Regions from separate parts of the Homo sapiens genome. Here all the other regions are linked to region 4. A link is a contact called in ENCODE Hi-C or POLR2A ChIA-PET data. All regions are on one chromosome and are shown on one strand. Each heading gives the region's core, a stretch centred on a gene start or an enhancer-like site at or near the end of the contact. The rest is flanking DNA. Distances are from core to core; before and after follow the strand shown.

The links. A loop is a pair of places that touch in the nucleus more often than their neighbours do. ChIA-PET counts read pairs that join two places held with the same protein, here RNA polymerase II (POLR2A). Pooled maps may share reads with other maps.
Region 1: a loop to region 4 is called in a map with no recorded cell type, with 6 times the contacts of the local background. The contact joins two enhancer-like sites. A Hi-C loop is called at or near these places in 2 of 37 single-sample maps with no recorded cell type and 4 of 50 pooled maps.
Region 2: a pooled map shows a loop between it and region 4 (7-fold over the local background). The contact joins the promoter of ZBTB11-AS1 here to the enhancer-like site in region 4. A Hi-C loop is called at or near these places in 2 of 37 single-sample maps with no recorded cell type and 2 of 50 pooled maps.
Region 3: a loop to region 4 is called in a pooled map, with 6 times the contacts of the local background. The contact joins the promoter of TRMT10C here to the enhancer-like site in region 4. A Hi-C loop is called at or near these places in 2 of 37 single-sample maps with no recorded cell type and 4 of 50 pooled maps. POLR2A ChIA-PET finds 5 or more read pairs at or near these places in 1 of 52 experiments (activated B cell).
Region 5: a loop to region 4 is called in a map of B cell, with 7 times the contacts of the local background. The contact joins two enhancer-like sites. A Hi-C loop is called at or near these places in 2 of 168 maps with a recorded cell type or tissue (B cell and OCI-LY7) and 3 of 50 pooled maps.

Annotation. Positions count from the first base shown.
Region 1 is chr3:102,037,514-102,040,614 of GRCh38, reverse strand. No RefSeq gene overlaps it. Among named protein-coding and RNA genes, the nearest start is that of RDUR, 98 kb to the right of the region's middle. Within about 2 kb of position 1,839, at least 4 of the 41 ENCODE cell types and tissues checked have a DNase peak (open chromatin) inside an H3K27ac peak, as active enhancers do.
Region 2 is chr3:101,674,847-101,677,891 of GRCh38, reverse strand. ZBTB11-AS1 (ZBTB11 antisense RNA 1) reads right to left here and starts at 1,462. Exons shown (of 1, transcript NR_024407.1): 1 at 1-1,462. ZBTB11 (zinc finger and BTB domain containing 11) reads left to right here and starts at 760. Exons shown (of 11, transcript NM_014415.4): 1 at 760-1,287. The coding sequence starts at 978. It overlaps LOC124906262 (endogenous retrovirus group K member 5 Gag polyprotein), which reads right to left and starts at 1,447. Exons shown (of 3, transcript XM_047449415.1): 1 at 1-1,447. RefSeq lists an enhancer at 1,068-1,622 and a silencer at 1,339-1,708.
Region 3 is chr3:101,559,944-101,563,278 of GRCh38, reverse strand. TRMT10C (tRNA methyltransferase 10C, mitochondrial RNase P subunit) reads right to left here and starts at 1,411. Exons shown (of 2, transcript NM_017819.4): 1 at 1,276-1,411. RefSeq lists enhancers at 1,276-1,345, 1,356-1,425.
Region 4 is chr3:104,517,480-104,520,717 of GRCh38, reverse strand. LOC105374021 (a long non-coding RNA gene) reads left to right here. Exons shown (of 6, transcript XR_007096271.1): 6 at 82-3,238. Among named protein-coding and RNA genes, the nearest start is that of ALCAM, 850 kb to the left of the region's middle. Within about 2 kb of position 1,442, at least 3 of the 41 ENCODE cell types and tissues checked have a DNase peak (open chromatin) inside an H3K27ac peak, as active enhancers do.
Region 5 is chr3:102,236,865-102,239,847 of GRCh38, reverse strand. No RefSeq gene overlaps it. Among named protein-coding and RNA genes, the nearest start is that of ZPLD1, 200 kb to the left of the region's middle. Within about 2 kb of position 1,252, at least 2 of the 41 ENCODE cell types and tissues checked have a DNase peak (open chromatin) inside an H3K27ac peak, as active enhancers do.

The DNA.
Region 1 (3,101 bases), core at 590-3,089, 2.5 Mb after region 4:
TGAGGAGGCAGTCTGTCCATTCTCAGATCTCAAGCTGCATGCTGGGAGAACCACTACTGTCTTCCAAGCTGTCAGACAGGGACATTTAAGTCTGCAGAGGTTTCTGCTGCCTTTTGTTTGGCTATGCCCTGCCCCCAGAGGTGGAGTCTGCAGAGGCAAGCAGGCCTCCTTGAGCTGCGGTGGGCTCCACCCAGTTCAAGCTTCCTGGCCACTTTGTTTACCTGCTCAAGCCTCAGCAATGGCGTGTTCCCCTCCCCCAGCCTCACTGCCGCCTTGTAGTTTGATCTCAGACTGCTGTGCTAGCAACAAGCGAGGCTTCGTGGCCATAGGACCCTCCAAGCTAGGTGCGGGATATAATCTCCTGGTGTGCCATTTGCTAAGACCATCGGAAAAGTGCAGTATATGGGTGGGAGTGACCTGATTTTCCAGGTGCCGTCTGTCACCCCTTTTCTTGGCTAGGAAAGGGAATTCCCTGACCCCTTGTGCTTCCCGGGTGAGGCAATGCCTCACACTGCTTCGGCTCACACTTGGTGCACTGCACCCACTGTCCTGCACCCACTGTCTGACAATCCCCAGTGAGATGAACCTGGTACCTCAGTTGGAAATGCAGAAATCATCTGTCTTCTGCATTGCTCGTGCTGGGAGCTGTAGACTGGAACTGTTCCTACTTGGCCATCTTGGAACCGCCCCCTCTTCCACTTATTATTCACTGGCCAGAACTAGGCATGTGGCCCCAACTGAAAGGCAAAAGAGGCTAGAAAATAAATGGAAACACATACAATGTTTGGTGAGCACTAGCTCTTTATGTCACAAGTGAATAGACTACATACTATAATAATTTTAATTTTTAAAAAATGGTTATCTCAGGATAACTTTATGGAATGTTGAAAATACAAGTTTACCTAACATCTGTTGTTCAGTTGTACATATAATCTACATTGTGTTTATACTGTGATTCCTCTGTGCCAGACTGAAAACATGAAGTAGACAATAGTAAAATAATTTCAACAAATGTCAACTGAACAAAATTTGAGATTACCTGGTAAATTGAGTATTAGTTTGGATATCCCTCTCCCGAAGATGTATTATAATGGCAATTGCTTTCTTTGCCAAGGAGTAATATTTATCTGTAAGGCTTTTTCCAATTAAGAAAATATTCAATGATGATAAAGTAGAAATATGATTTTTTTTCCTTCACTCTTCCAGATAGAAAGCAAATTCTGCCTGGTGTGGTGGCTCAAGACTATAATCTCAGCACTTTGAGAGGCCAAGGCAGACAGATCACTTGAAGTCAAGAGTTCAGGACCAATCTAGCCAACATGGTGAAACCCCCATCTCTATTAAAAATACAAAAATTAGCCAGGCATGGTGGCATGCACCTGTAGTCCCAGCTACTTGAGAGGCTGAGGTGGGAGAATCACTTGAACCTGGCAGGCAGAGGTTGCAGTGAGCTGAGATCACACCACTGCACTCCAGCCTAGGCAAAGAAGCAAGACTCCAAGAAAGAAAGAAAAGACAGGGAGGAAGGGAGGAAGGAAGGAAGGAAGGAAGGAAGGAAAGAAGGAAAGAAGGAAGGAAGGAAGGAAATTCTATCTTGGGCAGGAGTTGTAGATACATCATTATCCTGACAATCAGAACCATGATTTGGAAAGATTAATCTGATGGAAATATGCAAATAGGTTAAAAACTATTGTCAAAGAAAGCAGTTAAGCAGCTCATACCAAAGTTCAGCTGTGAAGTAAATGATGACTGTGTGCCGTTTCACACAAGAAGTACTTCATGAATAGGAACCTTCTTTCAGACTGAAACCAGAAACAATCTTAGTTGCTAAACTTCATTAGGAGAGAAGTTACCATGCATAAATGATATGTCTTATGACCACCGGATCTTCCAGATTCCCCTTCCAGTATGTTGGTGCCTTCAAGTGAGAGAGATAAAGTTCTCTCAGCTTCTTCTCTTGTGGCTGAGTTTGCCACAACCAGCAGCCCTGACACACACTATTGGTAAACAAAGCAGAAGTAATGTCACAAGGCATGGGCTTGCCGAGAAGGGTGCCCAAAATAGCAAACCTCATAGCTTAATTTAGAAGAATCTTTACAATGTCAAGCTTACAAAGGTTAAAAAAAAAAAAAAAAAAAGAAACAAAGAAAGAAAAAAGAAATGTGGGGCTAAGCATGGTGGTTCATGCCTGTAATCCCAACACTTTGGGAGGCTGAGGGCTGAGGTGAGGATATCTTGGGGCCAAGAGTTTAAGACCAGTCTGGGCACCATAGTGAGACACTCTCTCTAGAAAAAAAAAAAACTTAAAAATTAGCCCAGTGTGCTAGTTTGGGCCTGTAGTCCTAGCTACTCTGGAGGCCGATGAAGAAATCTCATGAGCCTAGGAGTTCAAGGCTGCAGTGAGCTATGGTCATACCACTGCACTCCAGTCTGGGCCACAGAGCAGGACCTTGTCCAAAAAAAAAGGGAATGTGGTAGCATTTTCAACAAGTATAAACTATGTGGTCTTGTCTATTCACAGATCATTTAAAGATGAAAGCTTTAATTGGGGGGAAAGCCATATCAGCCAATGGCACTGTGAATTTTTGGCAGAGGCATCATCAATTCTAATAACTTTTATCAAAACCAATGGTTTTAAGCATTCAAGCTTTTATTTACCCCTCTGTGGTCTGAAATAACCATTGGCGTTTGGAGCTGTTTTTGTTTATTTAATTTGGTTTTGTTTTAATTGGTCTTGAAGTCAACATACTCAGGATTTGCAATGTAGAAATGAGTTCTATGAAGGCAGCAGATTCTTGATTTCTTTCGGTCTATAAGTCTTCCCCATTAAAAGCCTATACTCTGGCCAATAAGAACTAGAAGTAGAAAATAAAGTTAAAAGCAAGCTCAACATAGTGAGGTTCTAACTCCATATGTTGCGTTTATGGAGGCTTGTTTCTCTAACTCTTTCCTGGTCCTCAGACACCATGGGAGAATAAAAGTAAGCCACTGGTACCTTCTTCTGCCGTAAACTTTTCTCCAACATAAACACATATTTATGTTGACATGAACATAAACACACAGTCACACACACTCATTGCTTTGGAAATGGTAATTCCCAT
Region 2 (3,045 bases), core at 213-2,712, 2.8 Mb after region 4:
GGTCGCTGCTCCGGGATTACCAGCTAAATACCTGTATTAGCATCCTCAGCACGCACTGGGAGACGCAGCTCAAGTCCGCTCCCCTTCTTGCACCCTCATATATATTTGGTGCAAAATGGAGAACCTTTTCCCCTACGTTTGTGTAAAAATATATGTAAATAAAGCCTTAAAATAGTGTTACCGACCCCCTTTTCCACTCGCAATAACATTGACTATAAATGCTGATAATTCCAAAAGAATCTCGACTCTTCCTTGAGTAGTCTGGAGCTAGCAGGTGCAAGTTTAGAAACAATAACTCATCACTGAGGGAGGCACTGAAAATTTTATAACTGTTAACTGGAATCTAAATTTCCATGTAAATGGGCTGTCTCTGGTCCCGTGTCAAGAGACTAATATTTTTCCAGAAGCCTGAAAATATGCTTTTATGATGTTGGGAGTCTCAAACGTAAAAACGGACTCCTAACCCTCTGGATGTTTCGGCTGAACTCTCAACTGTCCACCAGCTCCCCCTACACGTGGCTCCTTAGAAAGCGTGGAAAAGGGAAAAATGAAAAGAGAAACTGCCAGGACTTAAGATGTCTGCTTAAAGACTCCCTCGAACTGCAGTGAAGGGTCCTACCCGCTTCCAAAATGTCCACCCGCATTCCTGACGTCACTGGATCGGCTCCATCAAGCCAGAAAACGAGAGTGCGCTCCAATCAGGGCTCAGTCCCCGCCCTTGCCTTGCGTCACTTCCGGTGGTGCAGCAGCCATTTTGTCAGTCGCCAGCGGATCCCGCGCGCTGGAGAAGTGCAGTTCCCCCTGGTTACCAACTCGCCCGCTTTTCCTTCGGACTAAGGGAGCCGTCGAAGAGCGCTCGCCAAAGGCGCAGCCGTTTCTCCCTACGGTGCCGCCGCTCCTCCTGCAGCCGCCCGTAGGTAGCGGGCCGTTTTCCTCACCTGTCCCTGACAGGCGCCCTCAGGGAGCCGCGGTCCGCGATGTCAAGCGAGGAAAGCTACCGGGCCATCCTGCGTTACCTGACGAACGAGCGCGAGCCGTATGCGCCGGGCACCGAGGGCAATGTCAAGCGTAAAATCCGAAAAGCTGCCGCCTGCTACGTGGTGCGCGGCGGGACTCTGTATTACCAGCGGCGGCAGCGGCACCGCAAGACCTTCGCGGAGCTGGAGGTGGTGCTGCAGCCGGAGCGACGCCGGGACCTCATCGAGGCGGCGCACCTGGGTCCCGGCGGCACTCACCACACCCGGCATCAGACCTGGCACTACTTGTCCAAGACGTACTGGTGGCGAGGTGAGACCTAGCCCGCGGCGAGGGGGCGGGCTGGCGACTCGTTGCCTGGGCAAGGCTCGCTGGCGAGGCCTATGCGTACCCACGAGTCGGAGGGTCTCGGACGCCTCTGGGCGGCGGAGCTGCTGCCAGGCGGAGCCGAGAGGGTGGGGGACGCGAAAGGAGCCGCACTTCCCACAGGAAGGAGGCCGGCGAAGCTGGGGGCGGGCCCTGGCCCTGGGTGGGACCAAGGGGGCTTCCCCGGAGGCCGGGCCAGCCGCGGGGAGGGGCCGGACGCCTGGGCTGCGCCAGGTCCGCCTCCTTGGGCGGCCCCTTGAGGCTGTAGGCCCCGGCCCTCTGGAGGTGGCGTGTGGCTCGCGGCAGTGGAGGCTGCGGGGTGCACGTTTTCGACTGTGCTGACGTTTGGAAGGGGGGACGAGTCACCCGAAGCCGGGTCTCCCGTTTCTTTAGTGCTGCGCTTGGGTTTTGGCGAGCGAGTATGAGCTGCTCTGGACACATTCGCTAGTGTTCCTCAAATTTTGCCGCTGCTGCGTAAATAAGGAATAATACAATTATTTGCAGAAGTGATAAGGAGTGATTGAGAAATCGCCTTGAGCGTTTTTTTTTAAGAACAAGAAGTAAATGTAAAAGATATCAGTTACTGTTTTTGTTGTTTGGTTTTGCGGGGGCGGGGTGTTTGAGTAGACACGGGTCTCGCCTCGTTCCCCAAGCTGGTCTCCATCTGGCCTCAAGCCATCCTCCCGCCTCGGCCTCCCAAAGTGTTGGGATTTCAGGCATGAGCCACGGCGCCCAGCTTGATATTCGTAACTCTGAATGTTTTAATAATCTTTCCCCTAATGATGTGAAAAACGCGTTTGGGAACTGTGTAGCATTGTATATACGCAGAAAAGGTACGATTACTGTGACTTTTTGATTGTCAAAAAATACAGCTCTGAAGTTACTTGACTCCTTGGGAACCAGTTGTAAGGGAGGATAGCAAGTGTCCTTGGCTTCTTAACCATCTTCACTCTCCACAGTTAATGAATATTCAAACTGTCAGAATTAGTTAATAGTTTATAGTCCCATTTAAGAAATTTTGTTAGGAACAGTGCTGTCACTCTCCAATATGGCTACAGAAAAGTTATTTCATTCAAATCTTGGTTACTTCGTCTGTGAATAACGAAATTACTGAATAGTTTCTAAAGTTCTTTTCGGTTTATAAACATCATCAAGTTTATTCGTTTACGAACTATTGGATAATCAAATTCTTCCATTTATTTTCCACTTTAAACCAATATCTGAATTAAATTCCTGTAAGGACAGACAAATGCGAAGATTAAATTATGAGGTAATGAAGTAATCAGTGCATTTTGTTTGGATGGGTTTGGGTAGACATTAGTTTGTTGAACAAATGTCTCAGATTTAATACTTCAGGATTTGTTAAAGATGATAATTGTAACTATAGGTAACATTGATCAAGCTTGTATATGCAGGATGTAGTCGTTAGCCCTTGACATTTATTTAACCTTCATAAAACCTTAATACTTATCTCCCTTTTTTGGAGACAGAGCGTAGGGGGTCTTGCTTGGTGCAGTGACAACGATCACAGCTCACTGTAGCCTCGACCTCCTAGGCTCAGATGATCCTCCCTTTTCAGCCTCTATCTGTTTTACAGATGAAAAAACTAAAAGCACTAGGATGTTAAATAACACAACAAAAGTCACACAGCTGACCTTTGTGATCTCACACTTTTCTTAACCCAGTGTTATGTGGTATTTTGTG
Region 3 (3,335 bases), core at 162-2,661, 3.0 Mb after region 4:
GGCTGAAGTGGGGCGATTCTTCTACTTCCCAGGTACTCGTGAGGCTGATGTAGAAGAATCGCTTGAATAAGGGGGGCGGAAGTTGCAGTGAGCCGAGATTTTGCAACAAAATCTGTTGCAGTGAGCGACAGAGTAAGACTGTCTCAAAACAACAAAAACAAACAAAAAACACCTCAAACGCAACAAATCGAAATAACCCCTCTACCTTTGCTTCACAATCTGATCCTCCTTCAATGTTCTGTTTCAAGGGATATTGCTATCCATTGGTATTGTTCCCAACATATATTTCTAAGCTTATTGCGGCCAGGTCAGCAGCATCTCTAGCTATTCTTCACCTCACACTTCAAGTATTCCACCATTACTTTTCACAGCACTCTGGTGCCTATGACAGTACTTCTAACACTGCACTGTAATTGCCTGGTTATCTATTTGCCTCACTAGATGGTAAGGACTAACTAGTGTCCATGAGGACAAGGACTTTGTCTATAATGTTAACATTGAATCCAATGCTTGACAGTATTTGGCTCACAGTAATCACGCAAATATTTTTCTAATACCCTAGATCGATGCTTCCTTCATTAAAAAAAAAAAAAAGAAAAAAAAAGTTCAGCCTCCCTTTATTATTTTTTTTGAGACGGAGTCTCGCTCTGTCACTCCAGGCTGGAGTATAGTGGCGCGATCTCGGCGCAAGCTCCGCCTCCCAGGGTTCACGCCATTCTCCTGCCTCAGCCTCCCGAGTAGCTGGGACTACAGGCACCCGCCACCACGCCCGGCTATTTTGTATTTTTAGTACAGACGGGGTTTCACTGTGTTAGCCAGGATGGTCTCGGATCTCCTGACCTCGTGATCCGCCCACCTCGGCCTCTCATTGTGCTGGGATTACAGGCGTGAGCCACCGCGCCCGGCTCAGCCTCCCTTTAAAGAGAAAACAATTTACTTTAGAATCCCGGAAATATTTAACTGGGGTCCCCAGGCCCCAATCTAATAAACATTGATTTCAGAAGGAGTTTTAAAAGTTTTATTCTTGTAACTGGCAAGGACTTAGAATACCACAGAAATGAAAACCCCAATTGTAAAAAGCAATCAAGTACATCATTTCAGGAACCACTGATTTTGTTTCAGGTACTGTACTAGTTATAGTTTATTAAAATCACTGGGCTTCCTCTTACCCGTGGGCCTTCCGAACGCACATGCTCCACTAAGTGCATCTTGGAACGTCTCCGGCGTCCTCCCACCCCCAACACACACATTAGGCGAAAGAAGAAACTCGCTTACCAGGAGTGCAGAGATAGTGGTTCCCGCTGGCGCAAAGAACAGGGACCCTGGAGGACGAAGGACTCCGACGTACGGACGCCCAGGGATCCGCGCCGAAGCTAGCACGCAGCCTACCCAACAGTCTACACAGCCGACCAGAGCGGTCGCTGGGGCTCAGCCGGAAGTTCCGCCCTCTCCCTTCCGGCGCTGCTTTTTACGTCACAGCACGCAAAGAACGCTTTCTTGGCTAAAAGAAGCGCCTTAGAGGAGACGGCTGTCAGTAGGCAACTGGGTACTCGAAGACTACGCTCTCAGTTGTCACGGAGTTGTAGCTGTGTTGTGTTGTGTTTTCCTCCATATATCCTAAAAACTTCTTCTGGGCCGGGCCAGTTGGCTTACGCCTGTTATCCCAGTGCTTTGGGCGGCCGAGGCGGGCGGATCACTTGGGGTCAGGAGTTTGAGACCAGCCTGGCCAACATAGTGAAACCCCGTCTCTACTAAAAATACAAAAATTAGCCAGGTGTGGTGGCGCGCGCCTGTAATCCCAGTTGCTCGGGAGGCTGAGGCAGGAGAATCGCTTGAACCTGGGAGGCGGAGGTTGCGGTGAGCTGAGATCGCGCCACTGCACTCCAGCCTGGGCGACAGAGCAAGACTCTCTGTCTCAAAAAAAAAAAAAAAAAAAAAAAAAAACTGTTTCTAATCCTCTTTTCAACCTACTCTCTGTTTGGGCCCTGTATTTATAAACATTTGCTGACAGAGTACTAAAATAAAGTATGTTTTTTTCACACGTCTTCTTACTCAGCTTCAAACTCCTTGACGCTAGGACTTTAAACTCCTAATCTTTTTGACCAGTTTATCACCAGTACCTGGCACTATGCTTGGAACGTGATAAGCCACGGTAAGTTTCTGTCTCCTCCTAGCTCATTTGGAAAGTTTAATGTGAAATGAAATTAAAACACATTTGTAAATTGGTGGCCTTTGGGGCCAATTCAGCCTCCACATATATTTGTAACCAAACACAGAATGAACATATTCTGCAGCCATTCTACTCCTAGTAATATACCCAAAGAAATTGAAAGCAGAGACACAAACAGACACTTGTACTCTAATGTCATTGTAGCATTATTGATAATAACCAAAAGGTGGAAGCAACCCAAATATCCATGAACAGATGAATAGATTAAAAAATGTTGCATGTACATACAATGGAATATTATTCAGTCTTAAAAAGGAATGAAGTTCTGATACATGGTACAACATGGATAAACTTTGGAGGCATTATACACTGAGATAAGCCAGGCACAAAAGGACAAATATTGTATAAGTCCACCTATATGAAGTGCCTAGAATAGTCAAATCATAAAGAAAGAAAGTAGAATAGTGTTTACCAGGGGCTGGGGAAAGGGAAGAATGGGCAGTTACTGTTTAATAGGTATGAATTTTCAGTATGGGATGATGAAAAAGTTCTGGAGATGGATAGTAGTGATGGTTGTACAAGAACGTGAATGTACTTAATGCCATTGAACTGTACACTTGAAAATGACTAAAATGGAAATGTTTATATTGTATATAGTTTACTAAAATAAAAGAAGGTAGGCATAGTCTTTTCCAAATGATTTTAAAAAACGAGATCTTGTCTAAGAGACTGATTACTATCATGTTAGAAAGGTGAGGTGGTGATAGCAAAATAATCATGAGTTTACTCCCAAACATGGAAAAAAATCAAGAATAAATATCGTCTAGTAGTTATAACAAATAGCAGTGTAGAGGTTATTTTTTCTTGTTCCTGTTCTTTAAAGAGATACATCTGAAGTTTTTCCATTAATATTTTATGAAGGTTTTTGCTATATGATCTTTGTCAAGTAAAGGAAATTTCATTCTGTTAAGTTTACTAAGATTCTTTATGTGAAAAATCTTTGGAAGTGTTTCTATAAATATAGCAGAACATAATTTATTCAATATGTCTGGGATCTGACCTATTCTAGATTAAGAATATTTCCAGGTTTCAGACATCTTACCTCCAACAAAAAGCACAGTGATTTTCAAAATACGTTTTTTTGTTTTTTTTTTTTGAGACGGAG
Region 4 (3,238 bases), core at 193-2,692:
TTTTGTTTTGTTTTGTTTTGTTTTTGTTGTTGTTTTTTTTCTTATTGATTGATCTCTTATTTTGATGTTTTATCTATCCAGGTCATATGAAATGATCTGGCCTTCATGCACAGGTGGACAACCAAAAGTTTAGGAGCCCCAAGAATATAGCCAAACAGAAATGTGAGTTATACCTCATTTGCAGCTAGTGAAGTTTTGATTTTTTGGCTGGTCTGTGGGAGTGGTCTGAATCTTGGAAGAACTTCGTCTTTCTGTTTCGTCTTTGGAGTCCTTGGTTACAACCATAGAGAGGCTACGTAGTTTGGTCTTGAGTCACTTGTTAAATATATCTTTAGTTAAGATTTTGGTTTATATTCAGAGAATAATTTTTTTTTTAACTTTTCCTTTTTCTGTTTGCTTCCTGCATTCTCATTTGAGCTAACAGGAAATTTTATATTCAAAAGAAGAAATTTGATTAGTAATTACCCTGAACTTCTAAAAACTTCCATTATTTCTTTGTCTTTTGAGATGTAAATTCTCTCTCCAGTCTTACCTGAGAAATAATTCCTTTTTAAATGCAAATTTCAAGGAAAGAAAAGCCAGGAAACAGAAGTGTTTGCTGTTTGTTTGGCTAAAACCTCTAATGAGATATTTAAAGATTTCTTTTTTAAGAGCTTTATGGTCAAAAATTAACTTAATTAAAAGCTGATATTCAGGCTACAATTTTTTTAAAAGCCTCCCTGCTTTTTCTGTTTTGGATCCTGTTTCTACTATGGAATTTCTTTTAGTCCACAGAAGCTCCTTTTAATTATATGTTCGTTCCTCTGTCTACTTCCTTTTTTGTTGGCATGATTTCTGCTGAGAATAATATAAAACTTTATCGACCTTTTTGAAAACTCCCCAGTTTGCTGCTTTAGGATTTGTTCTTCCTTTTACCTCTGCCCCCATTTCTTTTGTCATCTTGATACTCTTTGAGGAAGGAAGAAAAGGTGCCACTGACCCTCTTTTTCCTCCTCACGAAGCCTTAAGAGTGAGAAGTCAGTTCCTCTCAGGTCCAAGGCTCTATTATCTTTCATATGAAGCTCCCTAATCTCCTGGCTCTTAGGAGGTGGAGTACCAAGGCTTGCTTTATAACTGACAAGTCACTGGTAAGAGCTACAATTTTAAAGGTAACTAACAATGTTACAGCAACCAGTTATTACGGCAGAAGGCAAATTCTTACTTTCTACCTTCTTCATTTCTTTGCATGCTTAGGTAAGAAAAGACTCAGGTATATGACTAAGTCAGACCCAACTGACAATCAGACAGTTATTTGAAACAGGCTTCCGAATTGTCTTTTAGGTTCATCTGTATGTAACCGCCCAATAGGTTCACCTTGCCTAGACAGAACCGATTTATCAAGACAGGGAAATTGCAATAGAGAAAGAGTTTCATTTACACAGAGCTGGCTGTACAGGAGACCAGAGTTTCATTATTACTCAAATCAATCTTTCTGGAAACATGAGGATCAGGGTTTTTGTAGATAGTTCGGTGGGTAGAGGGTCAGAAAGTGGGGATTGCTGATTGGTTGGGTCAGAGGTGAAATCCTAGGGAGTTGAAGCTGTTCTCTTGTGCTGAATCTGTTCCTGTGTGGGGGCCACAAGACCAGATGAGCCAGTTTTTGGATCTGGGTAGTGCTAGCTGATCCATCAAGTGCAGGGTCTGCAAAATATCTCAAACATTGATCTTAGGTTTTACAATAGTAATGTTATCCCAAGAAACAATTTGGGATGTTTAGAATCTTGCAGCCTCCAACTGCATGATTCCTAAACCATAATTTCTAATCTTTTACATAATCTGATAGTCCTGCAAAGACAGTCTGGTCCCCCAGGCAGAAAGGGGGTTTGTTTGGGGAAAGGGCTGTTATCACCTCTATTTCAATGCTAAACTATAAACTAAGTGTCTCCCAAAATTAGTTTGACCTATGCCCAGGAATGAACAAAGATAGCTTGGAGGTTAGAAGCTAGATGGATTTGGTTAGGTCAAACCTCTTTCGCTATAATAATTGTCTCAGTCATATTTTTTGCAAAGGCAGTTTCATGTGTACTTTATTGTAAAATCCTCTAATTCTTATGATTTTATATTACCTTAGCATTCATTTAAAATCTTCCTCTTTGTCTCACCTAAAGCACCCAAAGCTCCTTGAGAAAACTTATGTTCTTTCTCTATGCCTTTGAGATGTAAATCTCTCACCCTGTCTTCTCTAGGACTTGATAGCATTCTTTTGAAAAAAACTATAAGATATTTGTATCTATCTGTATGATTGTTTATGTTTATACACATATACATCTATGATATCTGTTGTGTCCACATGATACAAAATCCCTTCGTTGAATTTCAAATTGATTTAAAAGACAAATGAACATGCATATATTAAATACTTTAGGCTCCTAAAATTATAGATACTAACTCAAATTATTTTCAAATTCATATGAATTGAATACATTTTTTGTAAATAAAACTAGCTTAATATTGTTGGTTTAAAAAACAGTAAATCAAATAGATATGAGTGAGATAAAGATGTATCTCTTTGATAACTACATCCTTAGAATTTTGCTAAGTTAAATTAAATGATGGCTATTCATTTAATATCTAGTTCATTTCTAAAGAAGATAAAAGATTGAAACATTAATTGCTCAACATAGGTTTCAGTTTATTTACATTTGGCATCTTACATTTTATAGAAAGATAAAATATATTTGGGCTTGTTAGCAAATATGTCCTTTTCCACATTGGAAATATGTTCTATCAGGAAATCTATGTTTCTAGAAGTCATTAAGTATATAGTCATAAAATGGGTTGGTATGTGACTTTGAAGTTGCTTACTTCCTAGATTTTCACTAGAAATTAAGATTATTAGGATTATGTCACTGAATATTAATATATATACTTAAAACTACTAATAATAAAGGAAACAATTCTGTATACAAAATATACAGGCAAATTAAGATGTTATAAGGTATAAACGTGTTTTTGTTGAGGAAAGAAATCATTTTGTCTAGGTACAGGTTATTTAAAGGTTGACTCAAAATAAGTAAATGGAGATAAGAATGACTGAGCTAAACCTGAATAAATATAGAAGGTTGGGAAAAGAAAGACAGTGAAAAAAAATCCTGTGTCGTTAAACTGATAAAAATTTACTAAATTTAATATAAGGGTTTTAAAATTGAGACTTATCATTAATAGTACACTGATACAAAACTAGAAATTGCTTTTTAAG
Region 5 (2,983 bases), core at 3-2,502, 2.3 Mb after region 4:
GAGAATGATAAAAATCTACTTCAAATCTAGCACATCCCAATGTCAACTCTAAGAAGCTTTTATCAATGTAGATACCAATATTTACATGCACCATTATTTTAGCTGCTAAAACAAATTTTGTAATAAATTATTCATCAATTACCAAAGTAACCATCTTATTTCATATAAGAAAGGGGAGGAGAAAAAAAGTAAGGCAGCAAAAAGAGGTCCTTGTGGGAATTACCTAAAATTTATGTTTAAAAATCTGCACCCAAATTCATTGAAGTTGTTGATAGAAATTTTTTCCTTGTAGGTATAATACTTAGGGCCCTGGCTTTTTGCTGGCTATTGATTGGAGGTCACCTTAATCTGAAATTAAGAAGACACTGGAGAGTGCATATTTATACCTAATTGGTTACTAATTTGTATTAATAATCATAATATTTGTTTATATTTCTTTCCCACTAATATTGGTTTAAATTTCCACAAGTGTGTGCTGATCCATATGTTTATATTTATCTGTGCATGTGCATGGCACTTGATTTTGTTTGTTTGCTTGCTTTACTGTATAAGCAATAGACCAAAAAGTTAAAGCTTGAGGTCATAATTTTACAAGAGCATGATGAGAACTGAAGAAAAGTTTGATAATCCAGAAGCTTGGGCTAATTTGTCACAAGTGTGGTTATGAGGATATAGACCTTTCTCCCGAGGGCATCAAATTCAAGGAAGCATTTTAGAAAATTCACAAGTATTGAGAGATGTAACGGAATATGAAAGCCTGGAAGTTGTATATGTCACTATATAAATTGTGTGAGATCACAGTAGGTATGAAGCAACTCCTCTACTGCTAAAGATTACCTCAAAAAGAGAAATGTAAATACATAGCTACCAACTTCCTCTCAGTGTATATTGAGCTATATTTTTCTAATCCCAGAAACAAGTTTAAATAAAAATTTTTATTCACTTTTACCTGGACTGATACCACAACATCATAGTCATCAGGACTGAAGAATAAGTTTTGTAGTGATGGAGGAAGATGTTTCAGTGTAAAACTAATCAAAATGAAATCAAATTTATGCCCTAGCACGTTGCTACTCACAGTGAAGTCCAGCAGCATTAGAATCACTTGAGAACTTGTTAGCAATGCAGGATCTCAGGCCCAGTCACAGGGCTGCTGAGTCAGAATTTGCCTTTTAACAGAATGCCCAGGTGATTCATATGCACATTAAACTTTAGGAAGCATTATCTCAACACCTGAGCACCAAGTCAACAGAGTTTACCAACTACAGTGTGACAAATGGGTTACAGTTGGGCAGAATTAACAATTTCCACAGCCCTCAGCAGAGCTAGGCAGAGCCCAGATCCTTTAAAGCCATTGGGCCAGCCTCCTGTAGCCATGTCCTGGCTTATCCATTTACCCTCATATGCTGTGCAAACACAGGCTTGAATTTTATATGTGTACTATGTACACAAAGGAGAATGTTATGTACTTTTCATGTACTAAATACATTAAAAATGTTAAGCCAGCACTATCCTAACCAACTAAACTTAAACAAGTGTTAGAATGTGAATTTAATTTTGTGCAGTACTTGATGTCATGATACATGTCATAAAAGCATCAAGTGGTACGATACCAACATTAACAATACATATCAAAATTCTAGAATTCGCATAGCTGCTGCTTTGTTTGAAGACTTACTATTTGTTATCCTAGGAGTCAGGATGAAAACTCAACCAATGCTTTTCCAAAAGTAGCTTTCGGAATTGGTTTGAGGCATCTCTTTTTATCTGATGGGAAGTGAAAGCCACTGTACTGAATTAGAAGATGATAGCACACTCCAAGAATGAGAAGAAGCTAGGCTTAGAAGCAAGTCCCTTACATTTTCTTTTCAAAAGAAATCCACATCTTACTTCTTATCCAGAAAGATTTTATTTTAACATTCTTGTTGGAAAGGGAGCATCACTATAAATAAAAGCATGTCAAATTCATAACTCAGATTCTTTGTAATGCAGGGCAACTTCAGAACAAAACATTCTATGTGCTCTGCCATCTTCATCTCAACAAAACTCATATCCTCTAGACCTATCTAATACAGTCTAATACAGTAGTCACTACCCATGTATGGCTATTTAAATTTAAATATAAATTAGCTGAAATTTAAATTTCAATATTCATTGAAATTAAGCAAAATAAAAAATTCAGCTCCTAATTTGCATTTACTACATTTGAATTGCCCAAAAGGCATATATGAGTAATGGCTTCTATAACAGATGTATAGATATAAAACATTTCCATTATCACAGAAAGTTCTATTAAATGGCATTACTTTAGACTTTACATATACATTATGTTCCTTTGCCAAGTTCCTGCAGAAAAAGAGACAAAGGGCCTCTTTTTGTCATATTACTGCCCTTTAACACAACTGACTTAAGTCCAGTAATAAAATAGTGAGCCAACCACACATTTACTCTCAAGCTCCTTCCTTCCTCGCTGCGCCAGGATCAGGAACTAGTAAGACTTCCCTGACCACTACAGGAAGATCACAGACCCAGGGCATATTCCAGAAGAAATGTGGTTAGAGTGCTTTTAACCAGGCTCCACATTCTTCCTTTATAGTAGAGTGTTGAAGCATGCCCACTCCGTTCCTACACCACCCAAAATGCTCTACCCAAATGGCCACCATTTAAAAGAATTAAATTATGTCTATTAGTTCATTCTTTCAATTCTCACTAATATTTGCATTCATGAGGTAATCCATTCTACAAATACATATTGAATGACAACTATATCCTAGGCACTGTGCTACACACAGAAGATATAGCAATGGCCAAGACAGACGTGGTCATTTTTCTTCATGGCACTAAAAGTTTAGCAAGAAACAATGAACAAGTGATTACCGATGTGATAAGTACAACATCGGGGAAGTAGCACATAATAAAACAGAGGCCTTAACCTAGTTTTCTGAGTTAGGGAAAGCTTTCTGAGCAAGTGATATTTGAGGTG